2 separate regions of the Mus musculus genome follow, and region 2 is linked to region 1. The links are chromatin loops, found by intact Hi-C in ENCODE. Cell type or tissue: left cerebral cortex. All regions are shown on one strand. Links, peaks and the distances in the headings refer to the core of each region. The heading gives the core; the rest is flanking DNA. Region 1 holds the start of Wls (wntless WNT ligand secretion mediator). Region 2 has its middle 61 kb from the start of Rpe65.

Evidence for each region. Hi-C counts contacts between places; a loop is a spot of excess contacts. Peaks named below come from ENCODE experiments on the same cell type or tissue, not always from the same donor. Only the 100,000 strongest peaks of a DNase experiment are listed, where the experiment ranks them.
Region 2: a loop joins it to region 1, with 2.7 times the contacts of the local background. A loop is called at or near these places in 3 of 42 quality-filtered maps.

What each region holds. Positions count from the first base shown.
Region 1 is chr3:159,835,558-159,843,894 of GRCm38, reverse strand. It overlaps Wls (wntless WNT ligand secretion mediator), which reads right to left and starts at 4,245. Exons shown (of 12, transcript NM_026582.5): 1 at 3,848-4,245. The coding sequence starts at 3,953. In left cerebral cortex, for the core only: no CTCF peak of the experiment used is centred there; DNase peaks (open chromatin) are centred at 2,324, 2,768, 3,494 and 4,178; H3K4me3 peaks cover 2,799 bases; H3K27ac peaks cover 2,446 bases.
Region 2 is chr3:159,655,873-159,664,209 of GRCm38, reverse strand. No RefSeq gene overlaps it. Among named protein-coding and RNA genes, the nearest start is that of Rpe65, 61 kb to the right of the region's middle. In left cerebral cortex, for the core only: a CTCF peak has its summit at 3,427; a DNase peak (open chromatin) is centred at 3,242.

The DNA.
Region 1 (8,337 bases), core at 1-8,000:
TATGCACCCTTTTTATCCACGATTTCACTTAACTTTTCAAATTTATGCAACTTTCAAATGAATAACTACAGCAGACAAATGCTTATATGAATGGATAACAATCAAGACCATCAACAGTTTCCACTTAGTAACAGAATAATGGAGAGTTCTGCATCCTTGACAGGGCTATTTGAGAAAATGTGATAACTGTATATGCACATATATATGTCTTAAACACATTATTATATCCTCAGCATTTAAAAAGGAGGACACTCATGTAACTTTTGACAGAACAATGCAACTTCCCAAAGAAATTATAACGGGTGATTTGTTTACTTTTACTTGAAATTTAAGTTTGAAATATTCTTATTAGTAGATTTGCTTAAAATAATTTAACCATAATCTATTCTGCCCAGTTGTGATCTCTGCTCTATTCATAATTTTAGAATTAGGTGAAACAGCAACATGATTCTTCAAACATCATAGCACCAGAAATGATTAATCTGAGGTGAGTCTATACGCATGATGTGCCAGATAACCCAGTTCGTGATTTTTAGTGGGCTGTACTCTTGTTTCGTCACATGGTCTCTTTTCACTCCTTCTACTACCCAACAGCTGGTTTTCCGTGAACTAAGTTCATCAAGCATGAAAACAAAGAAAAATTATCTTAGTATTTTTCAGGTCTGGTTTTCAGGAAAGTAAGATTAAGCTGTACCTTTCAAAACATTTTGTTTTCCTTTTTGAAGTTCTTAAATATTAAATACATCTAAAAAGCTAGCCACTTAGGAAGTTTACTGAATGCATAAAAAAGATATCTAATTTATAGTGTCTCAAATATTTAACAAAACCATAAATGAATAAATTTATAAATCTACCAAGTTCTACCAAATATGATATTCCTTACTGAAGTTATCAAAAGTCCAACAATATATACAGACACTAGTACCAAAAAAACCCACAAAGCCAGCCAGAAAGCAAATGAACAAGTTAGGTAAGAAAGCCTTTAGGATACAGGGGATTTGAAATAAACCTAGCCAAATCCCTTCTATTTGCTTTTATGGCTTCTTTTAAAAATTTCCCCTTGATTTTATGAGGCTACAACTGAATATTAATCCAAATGTCATATAAAATTCTGAATACTAAAAGAGTTATACAATCAGAGGTGAAAGAGTTTTTAAACTCATTTATCTACCAGTAAGGAGATAAGTCTATTGGTTAAGTGACTTGCCTGGCCACTTTGAGATTCATGATTTGCTATGGCTGTTTAGGGCATGAGTACTTTTGTTTTTGTTTATGTCATGTATTTCCAATGAGGAGCTTTCCCATAGTATTTTTCTCCCCTGAGTTTCTCGGAGGGGCATGGATCCAAAAGTATCAGAGTGGCTACAGTTCAGAAGGAACCTTAGGAAGACTACTTTATCATCAGTATGCCTGACCCCATAAGTAGCAGTGGGATTGAATAGTAGAGCTCTGCTCTAGCTCCTGTAATTTCAAGAACTGCTTGTACTAGTCCACTCTGAACAGCTTCATCTACTTTCAATTTAGAGAAGCTGAGTGGAAAAAATAGCATGTACCTCTTGTTAATATCCATTTCCTGTATTTAGGTCATAAGAGAGCCTAGGTTACCTTAATGTATTTAAGATTAAAAAAAAATGCTACTCTGCAAGTGAAAGAAGTAAAAACTAAAACACTATTTAGTGTAGGCTACATATAATCTGTTAAGTCTCAGTACCAGAACTGAGAACAATTACTGCAGCTGGGAGAGAAGGAAGGTAAAACAGTGATACAAAGTAAAGTTATATAAAAACTTCCTCCAAGAAATGTTATGTTTCTTTTCTAAGAAAAGTTAGAACTAACGTAGTGTATTAAGTTAGGAAAATCTATTTAGGCAGGGCCTGCAGCTTCATTAACCAAGTTCTACCTTAGATGGGGTGGGTTGGGAACAACCTTAGCACTACTTACTTCCTACTTCAAACAACCCTAATTTGAGCAAACAACTGCTCTAACTGGTAATTCTAATGTCCAGCAAACACTTGCAGGGGGTCTTTGGGATCTCCACTGTAATGGTGAGGTTCCAGAAAACATGCTAGTTCCAGAAGTGCTATAGGGAACCTACTACAGGAACCAAGAGGTATGTGGGCCCACATCAGCTTCGTGGGGTGGGGTGGGGTGCAGCTACAGGAAACTGTAATGGTTTACTGTGTGCAAAAAACCTCAAAGGAGAAGGTCAGGCAAGGATAATAGGCCAATTTAATCCTGAAAGCACAAGGTGCAAGAAATTTTATGATGGTCTGCCACTGAAATCACACAAGATCCAATAGCATCCAACTGCAACTGCTCATCAAGGGAAACAAGAGGTGTAATTGTAACCGCGGTGTAATCACTGAGACTGCTTCTGCCTACAGCTCCCAGCAGAGAAGTATTAAGAGCCTGGAAAATCCAATTCAGAGAAAAAGAGATTGTACATGGCGTAACGAAACAAAAGCTGTGTGTGTGTGTGTGTGTGTGTGTGTGTGTGTGTGTGTGTGTGTGTGTGTGTTTCTGTGTGCTTTGCCCATATGGAGGACAGAGGCTTAGAAATGTGTACTCGACCTCCTCAGAACTCCCTTCTTGAAGCTTCTCCTCTCCTTTGTTTAAAACACTTAGCCTGGTGTTACAAAGATTGCCATTACCAGACACTCTGGAATGCTAACCCAACACACCCTAGTCTATAGGAAAAACACCGTACCCACTACTCTCACCCCCTCAAGGGAGCTCCTGCGCTGCCCAGGGACTCCCTCAAGAAGCACAGACCCCTGCTTGAGCTCTTCCACCCAGCCAAGAGCAACAGCCAGCCCCAAGGAAGCTAAGCTGCCCAGCAGCGCCCGCTCCGAAGTTGGCACTGAAGTTTGTCCAAGGATGTCCGGAACCTTGAGGAGAAAGGGACATGAGGTGGAAAAGACAGTAGGAGTAAGTTGAGTTTTCCGAGTGGATCCTAAGGCAGAAGGTCAGTTACGTTCGAAGCCTTTTTTTTTTTTTTTTTTTTTGGTGCGCACTGAGAAAGTCTCCCTGGCGCCTGGGAGCTGTCACCTGAGGGCAGCCCAGGAGGGAGCAGGAAACATCCTCCTGGCGCCAGGGGAGGACCTCAGGCTTCAGACTCACTGGATCTTGGGGCTCAAAGCAGAGGGGGAGGGGAGATGGCAGAGGGGACAAGAGGCAAAAGCAACACCTTTCAGACAGGCTTTCTCCTACGCCCTCTCCAAGTTCGTGCTGAGAGGGCCAGGACTCTCCCAAACCACTCTATGAGTCCTCAGTTCAAACAAGTCCACCGCCAGAGATGGGTGGGGTGGCGGCATGGAAGCCAAGGGCTTAAAGGTTGAGACCCTAAAACCAGCTCTAGTCCCTCGCCGAGACAACCTAATGCATTTACACAAGCCACAGCCAGTAACAGCTCGCGGCTGGCACAGGGCTTAGCTCCCGACTCCCCTGTTATTCCTAATAAAGTCGATTACGTTGCCCTCCCGGTGCTGATTGGAAGGGAACCGAGAGGGAAAGGGGGGCGGGCGAGGGAAAGAGCACGGGGAGCAATCAACTTTGCGACCCAGCACTTCCTCGCGATCCGTCGCCATGCTTAAGATCCACCCCCACCCCCTCCTGCCTTTCAAGTGGATACTGAAACTAGGCCAAAACTTTTCCCCTCCTTTTCTCTTTGCCACTAGACTGGATTGTGCCCCATGGAGCCCCATGGAGCTCTGCTTTCTTAAGCACAATAGCCGGACTAATTAGATCATAGAGGCAAGGCAGCGATACTGTAACAAGTAGCCCAAGAGGCAAAAGAGGGAAGGGCCGAAGAAAGGGAAAGGGGAAAGTTTGCAGCTCTCACACTTACCGATCAAGCCTCCCACCAGAAAGGCAACGATTTGGAAAACCAGAAGAATCCCTCCAACAATGCAGAGCTTCTTGGTACTCATGTTTTCTATAATTGCCCCAGCCATTTCTGCGACCCCCTTTCTTTTCTCCTTTAAGTAAATGTTTTAGGGTATGCTTTCGCTTCCCCTCTCCTTCTTCCTTGCCCTCTTTTCCTGGTGCTGCAAAACTTCAAGGGTGCGTTAGCAGAGGAGGTGGGACAGACCGCAGGCGCCCGCGCGGATGCCTGGGCGAAGCCGCTTGGGCTCCCCAGATGCCCAGAGCTGAGACTGCGGCCGCCCGGCAGCCAGTGGACGCTTAAAGAAGCAGGGAAGCGGATCACATGACACGCCTCCCTCTCTTTCTTCCTCCCTCCCTCTCGCGCTTCCTCCCTCCCTCCCTCCCTCTCTTCCTCAACCCTGGCCCGCCAGTTCAGGGATCTCAGCTCCCGCCAGCTCTGGCTACCCGCCCTCAGGTCTGGCCTGCAGCTTGCCCCGGCAACAGCTAACATCTTGAGGGGGGTCGGGTGGCTGGTGTTGTTAAATGGGCTTGGCATACGCAGTCTCTACCATGTTTCCTTTTCGGGTTCCCAAAGTATGGGATTTAAGTTACTCATGGGCCTCTTTGCAAACCCTTAACTTACATGTTGAACCCACCCCACCACCAGCCATTTGAACGCTAGGAAAGAGGTGAATTTTAAAAAGGAGTCTAATGAAGTTAAGTCAAAGTATAAAGAGAAGAAATAAGGTCTCTGTTCTGGTACCTTCTGCCTTGCCCTATCCTGGAATTATAACCCGCTAAATTCCTCATTACACGGCCCTTCAAGAGCCTTATTATCCAGACAAATCAAACGTCTGTTCCTTACTCTACCCTGGACTGCCAGTCTTGGTGTTGACTATTACCTAAACGCTTTAAAGTTCATTGAAAACTCGACTTGTTTTAAAATTCTTGTTTTGGTTTTTTACACCACCTTTATGTTCCAAGGGTCGATCCCCTCCAATCATGCTCTCACATTTTCACCTTCTATAAGGTCTTATGAATGCACATTTGTTTCCATTACTAAGCTGTAAATTTCTGGGAGACTGGGACCAAGTTCAATTCTCTTTGTATCTGCCCCCACCCCTCAGTGCCTAACAAAATTCTCACACTAGGAGACCCTGCATGAACTTTGGTGGAATGAATAAATGAGTGAATGTTTAAGCAAGCCCACAGCTTGCATTTAAAAAGCCTAAAGGACTTTAGTTGGGTAGGTAGTATACATGTTAAATAGTACCAGTTAGAGTTTCAGGTGGGTGGTCACAGCTACTAGGAGGCTGAGTCAGGAGGATTAGTAATTTACGACCAACCTGGATAATTTTAGAGACCCTATCTCAAAACAAAAACTAAAAAGTGATCTGGGCCTCTTGTTTAACTTGATCTGAGGTCCTAGATTCAAACCCCATGGAAGGCAGAGGAGGAAAGAGAATGTTAGCTCTTTGAGAGATTTACTTATATTGATACACTACATCCAAGGAAAAGTGGTGATCTTAAGAGATTTCTTGATAAGGCTGACCCAAACTCCAGGGCCTGGTTTTTCCATGTTTCATAAACTGTCTATTTAGCCAATGCAACTCAAATCACACATTAGCTTTATAAAGGTACCTCCTGGCCTCCCAGTACAGGTTTCCAAAGCCACCAGCATACCTGATTTCTTGCTTCTTGTCATCTTCCTGTGGAGGAACTATTTACTGTCCTCTTCTTCCTTCAGTTACTTGTCCAACATTTGCTTACAATCTTAATGTGTTTTCTTTTCCTTCCTGAGCACTAGAGATTATATCAAAACTTCAAGAGTATTCTGAAGGAACTACAGGGTAGTTGTGATTCACTGTATAATGATTTTCCAAATTGTAATTGCTGTGTGTGTGTGTGTGAGAGAGAGAGAGAGAGAGAGAGAGAGGAAGAAGAAGAAAGAGGGAGGAGGAGGAGGAGGAGGAGAGAAAAAGAAGGAAGGAAAAGGAAAAAGGAGGGAAGGGAGGAAGAAATTGATATCCTTATTCCATAGGGATCCTGCTGGAAACTGGATAATGGGATTGCTAAAACTGAAGTGTTCATTTCAATTGGCTCATGGCCCTTTAAGAATCATCTTTTTATATCACCGTCCCTGCTTCATCAAGCCTAAGCATAAAATCAGATAGAGTCTTAGTTACTTTTCTATATCCATGATAACACATCATGACCTTGACAATTTCTAGAATAAAGAGTTTATATGGACTTACAGTGCCAGTGAGTGAGAGTTCATGATTTTAGAGTAAAGGTATGGCAAAGGAACAGTTGATTCCCAAGTAGGAGGGAGAGGGAAAGATAACAGGGAATCCCTGAGCCGTTTGAAACTTCAAATTCTACCCCTGGTGAAAACTCTTCTCTGATAAGACCACATTTCTTCCTCCTTCCCAAAACAAAACAAAACAACACAAAACAGAACAAAAGGTTCTACCAATTGAGAAACAAGTGTTTAGATACATAAGCCTATGGAGGCAATCTCATTCAAACCATTACAGTTACCTTCCATGTATCATTGGTCTTGAATAGGTTTCTTTGCATATATAATGGAAAGCTTTGAGTAAATGTGTTATTCTTTTCTCATAGAGTGGGTTTTGTGATAGGAGTTTCTCCATGAGATGCTTTTAAATTTCAGTTTCTGTTGTCTTTGTAAATATTAATAATGACTATCAAAATTCATTTCCCAATTTGATAACATAAATATGTAGAAAAAAGGCTTAAATGTTTTTCCTGGAATGGAATCTAGATTCCTGCCCCTGCTGTGTGAAACTACAGTACATTATAGTTAATAGTGCGCTCCAAGGCTCAATGTTCTCACCTATAAAAGAAAAATGATAATAATACCAAGCGTATGGTATGTTCTTACAAGGTATAGACACTTATATAAGTGTATAAGAAGACACAACAATTGAATCAATAATCTTGATCAAAGAAAGAAAGCTAGAAACTCTGGTGCTTTCTGAGCATGCACAAAACCCTAGTTTTAATCCTAGCAGTGCATAAACTGGGTATGGTGGCACACATCTGTAATCCCAGCACTCAACAGGGAAGATCAAGAAGATCAGAAGTCATCCTTCATATATGGAATTTGAGGCCAGCCTAAGATATATGAGTTTTTCTCTTAAAAAAAAAAAAACTAGTAAGGCTAATCAGAGATTAGTTGTTTCTCAGATATAACATTTGATCATGTTATGAATATTTTTAATAAGTATTATCTTGCTATTTATTAAAGTTGCTGTATACTCATGACCTTCTTGTTTTGGACTCCTAGATGATGATATTACAAGTGTGTGTCACCACAACCAGCCTACAAACACACTTTTTGAAGCACACTTTTGAAGATGACCAGAAGATTATTTCCACTTGACAATAGTACTTGTAAAAAAAAAAAAAAAAAAAAAAAAAAAAAACAACATTAAAAAAATTGCTCCCTGAAACAGAGAGACATGGCTCAGTGTGTAAGAGAAAGTATGAATGACCTGAGTTTGAACCCCTAGCATATAGATTAAAAACAAAGCAAAACAAAACAAAACCAAAACCAATTATGGATGCACATGCCTGTAACTCTTGCACTGTAGAAGGCAGAGAAAAGGATATTATTGGGGTTTGCTAGCTACCAGCCTGGCTCCAAGTACAGTGGGAGACCCTTTGTCAAGGGGATGAGGATTAAGAGTGATAGAGCAAGACATGTATGTTCTTCACTAGCCTCTGTACATATGTGTGTGGGTATGTAACCATCACCCCCCCACACGTACATGTACACACACAGTTGCCCCCATCCATCAAAGAAATGTTTATTTTGAGTCATCAGAGAGATGATTCCAGTATAGGGTCTGGAGAGGTAGTTAAGTAGTTAAAAGCATTTGCCACCTTTTCAAAGAAACTGAGTTTGGCTTGCAACACTCAAGGTGGATATCTCACAGCTGCTTCTAATTCTAGCTTCAGGGAATCCAATGCCCTCTTTTAGTCTCCATGGGCATCTGTACCCCCTGTCCCATGCCACACATGCACACACACTCATATAAACAAACAAGCAAGCAAACAACAACAAACAGATGGGTTAGAGAGGTGGCTCATCAATTAAGAGTACTGGCTACTTTTCAGAAGACCCCAGTTTAATTCCCAGCATCTACATAATGTCTGACAACTGTCTAAAAATCCAGGTCCAGGGGATCCATAGGTACTGAATATTTAAGGTATATAGTAATACATGCAAAACATATTAAATAAAAAATTTGAAAAAGATAGAATAAAGTACAAAATCCAACTCCGATAGTCTTGTTATTTATCATTTTATTTCAATCTTTAGCATATGGAAAGTCAAAGAGATGTGAAATACATCTTTGCTGATGAATATCTAACTGAGGATAGATAAAATCTCCTCACTTCAATTCCCACAAGGAGTTTATTAGCTAACTTCTTATATGATCCCTA
Region 2 (8,337 bases), core at 99-8,098, 180 kb after region 1:
CTTTTCCTTCATTGCTCCAGAGCTGTTATGGAGCTATTTGGGAAACTAAGGACACCAAGCCACATAAAAAGTGACAAGGAAATAATAGTTGTGCACCAGATTTGGGAAAATAGAAATATATTTATACACATGTAATATGTATTATAATGTCTAAAATAACATATATTTGGTTCCTATGATATGTGATTATTAGTTTGAAGCCAGACATGTTTAAATTGCTCTAATGCTAGTAGCCTTTCGTGTATAACAAAACTAAAAGAAGATTCTCAAATTATGCAATCCCTATTACTAAAAGGTGTTGTTTTGAAGAAAAACAACAATAACAACAAAATGGCATAAAAATTCACATCCATTTTCCATTGTAAATTACCATTGTCTTAAAAATGGGGTTGCCGACAGGCAATTATAATTTAAGTAGTGAATCTTCAAATAATAGTAGTTATTGTCAATTATTTTTAGTATAATATAAAATCTCTGTGTTCATAATAACACTTTTTCCCTATTCAGGAGCCATCATGCTTGGAAATGTGTTATTCATGATTTAATTATTCTATATGCATGCAATATATCTGGCAGCATTGCATTTTAATGAAGATGCTGAGCGGCATAAAGCTGTAATTTCTATCAGAGGATCCTGTCAAGACTGAACAATAAGAGCTTCTGAAAAGGACTAGGAAACAGCCTAGTCAGAAAGAAAATTAAAAACCCATTTGAATGTTTTAATTATAATTATTAGAGAGATTTTGAAAGCCTTTAGTGTGTTACAGAGCCCACAGTTTAGGAACTGCCTTCTGCTGGAGAAAAATGATTTTGAGGAAAGGGGCTATTTTCAAGATTATGTAGGGTAAGGAGCCCTCAGGGGAGCAGATCAGGTCTCTGATCCTAACTCCTCTTTCTATATCTCTGGTAACACACTAATTTTGAAAGTGAAAAATGGTGACAATTAAAGGTGGCTGAACTATTACAATTATTCTTTAAAATTTAAAATACCATATAAAAGCATAGCCTAAATTAGAAAAGAGGAAACAAGGTAGAAGTAGAGGGTTTTGTTGAAGCCCATTAAGGAAAGACTACTTTCTGGTTAAAAAAAAAATGCCCATTGTAACCAACATTTCAGGCAAGATGGTTCCACTAGTAAAATGGTGACTGCTTTGGTAACTTTTGTATTGCTTTGAAGACACTATAATCAAGGCAACTTACAAAAAAAAATTTAATTGAGGGTTTGCTTATAGTTTCAAAGTGTTAGTCCATTTTATCATAGCAGAAAGTAGGATGTTAAGCAAGCATGATCTGGAACAGTGTCTAAGAGCTTACATCTGATCCACAAGCAGGAGGTAGAGAGAGGAGAGAGACAGAGGGTGGGAATGGGGTGGGAGGATGGGCTTTTGGAGTCTCAAAACTCAATCTTTGTGATACACCTTCTCTAAACAAGGCCATACCTCCTAATTATTCCTAATAGTCCAACAACTTCAAATCAGACATTTAAATATATGAGCCTCTAGGGGCCATCCTCATCCAATTCATTTCAGTGGGTCCACTTTCTGATTGTACTTAAAGGCTACTATCCAGAAAGAATTCTATACTGGGTATGTATATCTGTTAGAAACTGATAGCTAAGGATGACATGGGTTTGGGGAGAGGGTGGAACTTATTACTGATATTGAGCTAAACAGATATGTAGCCAAACTACCTACATATGTAATATTTATATTTACATCCTTAGACTGGTGCTACTATCTGGCTTGGCCAGAGAATTTTTTTGCAGTAGACAATAGTTAATTCAGATACTAATTTTTAAAAATTATTCTTCTCTCATATATTACACAATACAGAGACTCATAACTATTTAAAATACTGAGAATAAACAGCTGTTGAGTACTCAAAAAGGAATATTTACATCACCTCCTCCAAAATATAGGGAACATCACGGAAAATGGAAATATTCTAAGAGTGGAGGATTGAGAAGAGTCCTGTGAAACACTGTCTTCAGGATATGATAAGATGATGTAATCATCAAATATAATGCAACCTCTACTCCTAGGGCTGATGGAACATTCTAGAAAGAGGACAGAAAGATTGTAAGGGTTAGAGAACCAAGATGTCTGCTGTAAGATAGTGTCTTCTATATATAATAGGGAAGTTGTACCCATGAAATCTCAACGATGTGATTACAAGTCAAAGTGGATAGGGAAAATTTCACAAGGCCCCTTCCTAGATAAAGTACTGGGAAACAGAGATTCAATTTTCTTCAGGGATGAGCCTCATGATAAATTTAATCCCAAGTGGTCAGACTTAAAAACAGCAACCCTGAGTGGATTTAGCAGGATATATATTCAATAATAAAAAAGTCATGCATTTGAGAGGGACTAGAGGGGTCATGGGAGAAGTTGGAGGAGGAAGTAGAAGAGGTACAAAACAAAGTGATTCTTTGAAGGCATTTCTGGAACTGGCCAGACCCTAGGAATTCATTAAAAGTCCAAGGGAATAAAAAAAGTGCAAATCTTAAAACTTTTCTTAAAACATGTTTGTTTTCATGACATTTTTTTCAGTGTGTGTGTGTGTGTGTGTGTGTGTGTGTGTAGCACAAGTACCATATGCCACTGCTTTTGGAAGCATGAAAGATTTGGTTCTCTCTTTTTACCCTGTGGGACTCAGGATTGAACTGAGATCATCATGCTTAGCAGAAAGCACCTTTACCTACTGAACCATTTCACATTCCCTGAAAGACTTTCCTTTGAGAAGAGGGCATCTTGCTTACACAAACTTTTTGGGAAATTGTCTCCCCATAATTGAGTAGTTCAACTGTTCAAACATTCAGATATTTGTCATTGGTATAGAGAACACCAAATGAGGTGTGGCTGGAGATTGGGTTTTTCATCCCTGGTGGTGGGCATCTTCCTGGATGAGAGTATCATTAAAGGAGATAATTTCAAGTGTTAACTCTTGAATACAAGTAGAAAATAGTCGAGTCTTTGTTGGCAGGTTTTCCAATACCCAGAAGTGTCACTAGATCCTGTGGCTTCAGCAGACGGCCTAGAGTAACCTCTAACTGTAGGAATTGGCTTTTATTATTTTTTTCATGAAAATAGCAGGTGGCTGTCAGGGGATACATGTGCTGTGTTGTCCCTATTCCTACAGACTATACAAGACTCCGTGGTTTCAGAGAAAAAAAAAAAAAAACCTGTAGGAGCTACTTTACTAAGCATCCCAAAATCTGTTCTCATTTCTAATTTAGAATGCAGAGACTTGTGTGGTGACTCATACATTTGAAAAGCTCAGATTAAATAGGGGTGATCTCAACAGTGATTCACTGATGGAATCTGGAAAATGAATCATCTCATTTATGGGCTTGTCCTTGGGAGTCACCAGGGTTAGAGATCTTTAATAAGTTCTAAAGAATTTGCTGCTCTCAAGGAAAGAGTGAGCCCTCCTGTGGTGGCATTTTGGTAACTACATATAGTTGTTTACAACATTATTTTAATTTAAAAATTTTACTATTATTTTTATTTTTTTTTGTGTTTTCTTTTCTTTTTTTTTTCTTTCCATTTTTTATTAGGTATTTAGCTCATTTACATTTCCAATGCTATACCAAAAGTCCCCCATACCCACCCACCCCCACTCCCCTACCCGCCCACTCCCCCTTTTTGGCCCTGGCGTTCCCCTGTTCTGGGGCATATAAAGTTTGTGTGTCCAATGGGCCTCTCTTTCCAGTGATGGCCGACTAGGCCATCTTTTGATACATATGCAGCTAGAGTCAAGAGCTCCGGGGTACTGGTTAGTTCATAATGTTGATCCACCTATAGGGTTGCAGATCCCTTTAGCTCCTTGGGTACTTTCTCTAGCTCCTCCATTGGGAGCCCTGTGATCCATCCATTAGCTGACTGTGGGCATCCACTTCTGTGTTTGCTAGGCCCCGGCATAGTCTCACAAGAGACAGCTACATCTGGGTCCTTTCGATAAAATCTTGCTAGTGTATGCAATGGTGTCAGCGTTTGGATGCTGATTATGGGGTGGATCCCTGGATAAGGCAGTCTCTACATGGTCCATCCTTTCATCTCAGCTCCAAACTTTGTCTCTGTAACTCCTTCCAAGGGTGTTTTGTTCCCACTTCTAAGGAGGGGCATAGTGTCCACACTTCAGTCTTCATTTTTCTTGAGTTTCATGTGTTTAGGAAATTGTATCTTATATCTTGGGTATCCTAGGTTTTGGGCTAATATCCACTTATCAGTGAGTACATATTGTGTGAGTTCCTTTGTGAATGTGTTACCTCACTCAGGATGATGCCCTCCAGGTCCATCCATTTGGCTAGGAATTTCATAAATTCATTCTTTTTGATAGCTGAGTAGTACTCCATTGTGTAGATGTACCACATTTTCTGTATCCATTCCTCTGTTGAGGGGCATCTGGGTTCTTTCTAGCTTCTGGCTATTATAAATAAGGCTGCTATGAACATAGTGGAGCATGTGTCCTTCTTACCAGTTGGGGCATCTTCTGGATATATGCCCAGGAGAGGTATTGCTGGATCCTCCGGTAGTACTATGTCCAATTTTCTGAGGAACCGCCAGACGGATTTCCAGAGTGGTTGTACAAGCCTGCAATCCCACCAACAATGGAGGAGTGTTCCTCTTTCTCCACATCCTCGCCAGCATCTGCTGTCACCTGAATTTTTGATCTTAGCCATTCTGACTGGTGTGAGGTGGAATCTCAGGGTTGTTTTGATTTGCATTTCCCTGATGATTAAGGATGTTGAACATTTTTTCAGGTGCTTCTCTGCCATTCGGTATTCCTCAGGTGAGAATTCTTTGTTCAGTTCTGAGCCCCATTTTTTAATGGGGTTGTTTGATTTTCTGAAGTCCACCTTCTTGAGTTCTTTATATATGTTGGATATTAGTCCCCTATCTGATTTAGGATAGGTAAAGATCCTTTCCCAATCTGTTGGTGGTCTCTTTGTCTTATTTACGGTGTCTTTTGCCTTGCAGAAACTTTGGAGTTTCATTAGGTCCCATTTGTCAATTCTTGATCTTACAGCACAAGCCATTGCTGTTCTGTTCAGGAATTTTTCCCCTGTGCCCATATCTTCAAGGCTTTTCCCCACTTTCTCCTCTATAAGTTTCAGTGTCTCTGGTTTTATGTGAAGTTCTTTGATCCATTTAGATTTGACCTTAGTACAAGGAGATAAGTATGGATCGATTCGCATTCTTCTACATGATAACAACCAGTTGTGCCAGCACCAATTGTTGAAAATGCTGTCTTTCTTCCACTGGATGGTTTTAGCTCCCTTGTCGAAGATCAAGTGACCATAGGTGTGTGGGTTCATTTCTGGGTCTTCAATTCTATTCCATTGGTCTACTTGTCTGTCTCTATACCAGTACCATGAAGTTTTTACCACAATTGCTCTGTAGTAAAGCTTTAGGTCAGGCATGGTGATTCCACCAGAGGTTCTTTTATCCTTGAGAAGAGTTTTTGCTATCCTAGGTTTTTTGTTATTCCAGATGAATTTGCAAATTGCTCCTTCTAATTCGTTGAAGAATTGAGTTGGAATTTTGATGGGAATTGCATTGAATCTGTAGATTGCTTTTGGCAAGATAGCCATTTTTACAATATTGATCCTGCCAATCCATGAGTATGGGAGATCTTTCCATCTTCTGAGATCTTCTTTAATTTCTTTCTTCAGAGACTTGAAGTTTTTATCATACAGATCTTTCACTTCCTTAGTTAGAGTCACGCCGAGATATTTTATATTATTTGTGACTATTGAGAAGGGTGTTGTTTCCCTAATTTCTTTCTCAGCCTGTTTATTCTTTGTGTAGAGAAAGGCCATTGACTTGTTTGAGTTAATTTTATATCCAGCTACTTCACCGAAGCTGTTTATCAGGTTTAGGAGTTCTCTGGTGGAATTTTTAGGGTCACTTATATATACTATCATATCATCTGCAAAAAGTGATATTTTGACTTCCTCCTTTCCAATTTGTATCCCCTTGATCTCCTTTTGTTGTCGAATTGCTCTGGCTAATACTTCAAGTACTATGTTGAAAAGGTAGGGAGAAAGTGGGCAGCCTTGTCTACTCCCTGATTTTAGTGGGATTGCTTTCAGCTTCTCTCCATTTACTTTGATGTTGGCTACTGGTTTGCTGTAGATTGCTTTTATCATGTTTAGGTATGGGCCTTGAATTCCTGATCTTTCCAGAACTTTTATCATGAATGGGTGTTGGATCTTGTCAAATGCTTTTTCTGCATCCAACGAGATGATCATGTGGTTTTTGTCTTTGAGTTTGTTTATATAGTGGATTACATTGATGGATTTTCGTATATTAAACCATCCCTGCATCCCTGGAATAAAACCTACTTGGTCAGGATGGATGATTGCTTTAATGTGTTCTTGGATTCGGTTAGCGAGAATTTTATTGAGGATTTTTGCATCGATATTCATAAGAGAAATTGGTCTGAAGTTCTCTATCTTTGTTGGATCTTTCTGTGGTTTAGGTATCAGAGTAATAGTGGCTTCATAAAATGAGTTGGGTAGAGTACTTTCTACTTCTATCTTGTGAAAAAGTTTGTGCAGAACTGGAATTAGATCTTCTTTGAAGGTCTGATAGAACTCTGCACTAAACCCGTCTGGTCCTGGGCTTTTTTTGGCTGGGAGACTATTTATAACTGCTTCTATTTCTTTAGGGGATATGGGACTGTTTAGAAGGTCAACTTGATCCTGATTCAACTTTGGTACCTGGTATCTGTCCAGAAATTTGTCCATTTCGTCCAGGTTTTCCAGTTTTGTTGAGTATAGCCTTTTGTAGAAGGATCTGATGGTGTTTTGGATTTCTTCAGGATCTGTTGTTATGTCTCCCTTTTCAGTTCTGATTTTGTTAATTAGGATTTTGTCTCTGTGCCCTCTAGTGAGTCTAGCTAAGGGTTTATCTATCTTGTTGATTTTCTCAAAGAACCAACTCCTCGTTTGGTTAATTCTTTGAATAGTTCTTCTTGTTTCCACTTGGTTGATTTCACCCCTGAGTTTGATTATTTCCTGCCGTCTACTCCTCTTGGGTGAATTTGCTTCCTTTTTTTCTAGAGCTTTTAGATGTGTTGTTAAGCTGCTAGTATGTGCTCTCTCCCGTTTCTTCATGGAGGCACTCAGAGCTATGAGTTTCCCTCTTAGAAATGCTTTCATTGTGTCCCAAAGGTTTGGGTACGTTGTGGCTTCATTTTCATTAAACTCTAAAAAGTCTTTAATTTCTTTCTTTATTCCTTCCTTGACCAAGGTATCATTGAGAAGAGTGTTGTTCAGTTTCCACGTGAGTGTTGGCTTTCTGTTATTTTTTTTTTGTTATTGAAGATCAGCCTTAGTGCATGGTGATCTGATAGGATACATGGGACAATTTCAATATTTTTGAATCTGTTGAGGCCTGTTTTGTGACCTATTATGTGGTCAATTTTGGAGAAGGTACCATGAGGTGCTGAGAAGAAGGTATATCCTTTTGTTTTAGGATAAAATGTTCTGTAGATATCTGTCAGATCCATTTGTTTCATCACTTCTGTTAGTTTCAGTGTGTCCCTGTTTAGTTTCTGTTTCCATGATCTGTCCATTGGTGAAAGTGGTGTGTTGAAGTCTCCCACTATTATTGTGTGAGGTGCAATGTGTGCTTTGAGCTTTACTAAAGTTTCTTTAATGAATGTGGCTGCCCTTGTATTTGGAGCATAGATATTCAGAATTGAGAGTTCCTCTTGGAGGATTTTACCTTTGATGAGAACAAAGTGCCCCTCCTTGTCTTTTTTGATGACTTTGGGTTGGAAGTCAATCTTATCAGATATTAGGATGGCTACTCCAGCTTGTTTCTTCATACCATTTGCTTGGAAAATTGTTTTCCAGCCTTTTATTCTGAGGTAGTGTCTATCTTTTTCTCTGAGATGTGTCTCCTGTAAACAGCAAAATGTTGGGTCTTGTTTGTGTAGCCAGTTTGTTAGTCTATGTCTTTTTATTGGGGAGTTGAGACCATTGATGTTAAGAGATATTAAGGAAAAGTAATTGTTGCTTCCTGTTATTTTTGTTGTTAAAGTTGGCATTCTGTTCTTGTGGCTGTCTTCTTTTAGGTTTGTTGAGGGATTACCTTCTTGTTTTTTCTAGGGCATTGTTCCCGTTCTTGTATTGGTTTTTTTTCTGTTATTAACCTTTGAAGGGCTGGATTCGTGGAGAGATAATGTGAGAATTTGGTTTTGTCGTGGAATACTTTGGTTTCTCCATCTATGGTAATTGAGAGTTTGGCTGGGTATAGTAGCCTGGGCTGGAATTTGTGTTCTCTTAGTGTCTGTATAACATCTGTCCAGGCTCTTCTGGCTTTCATA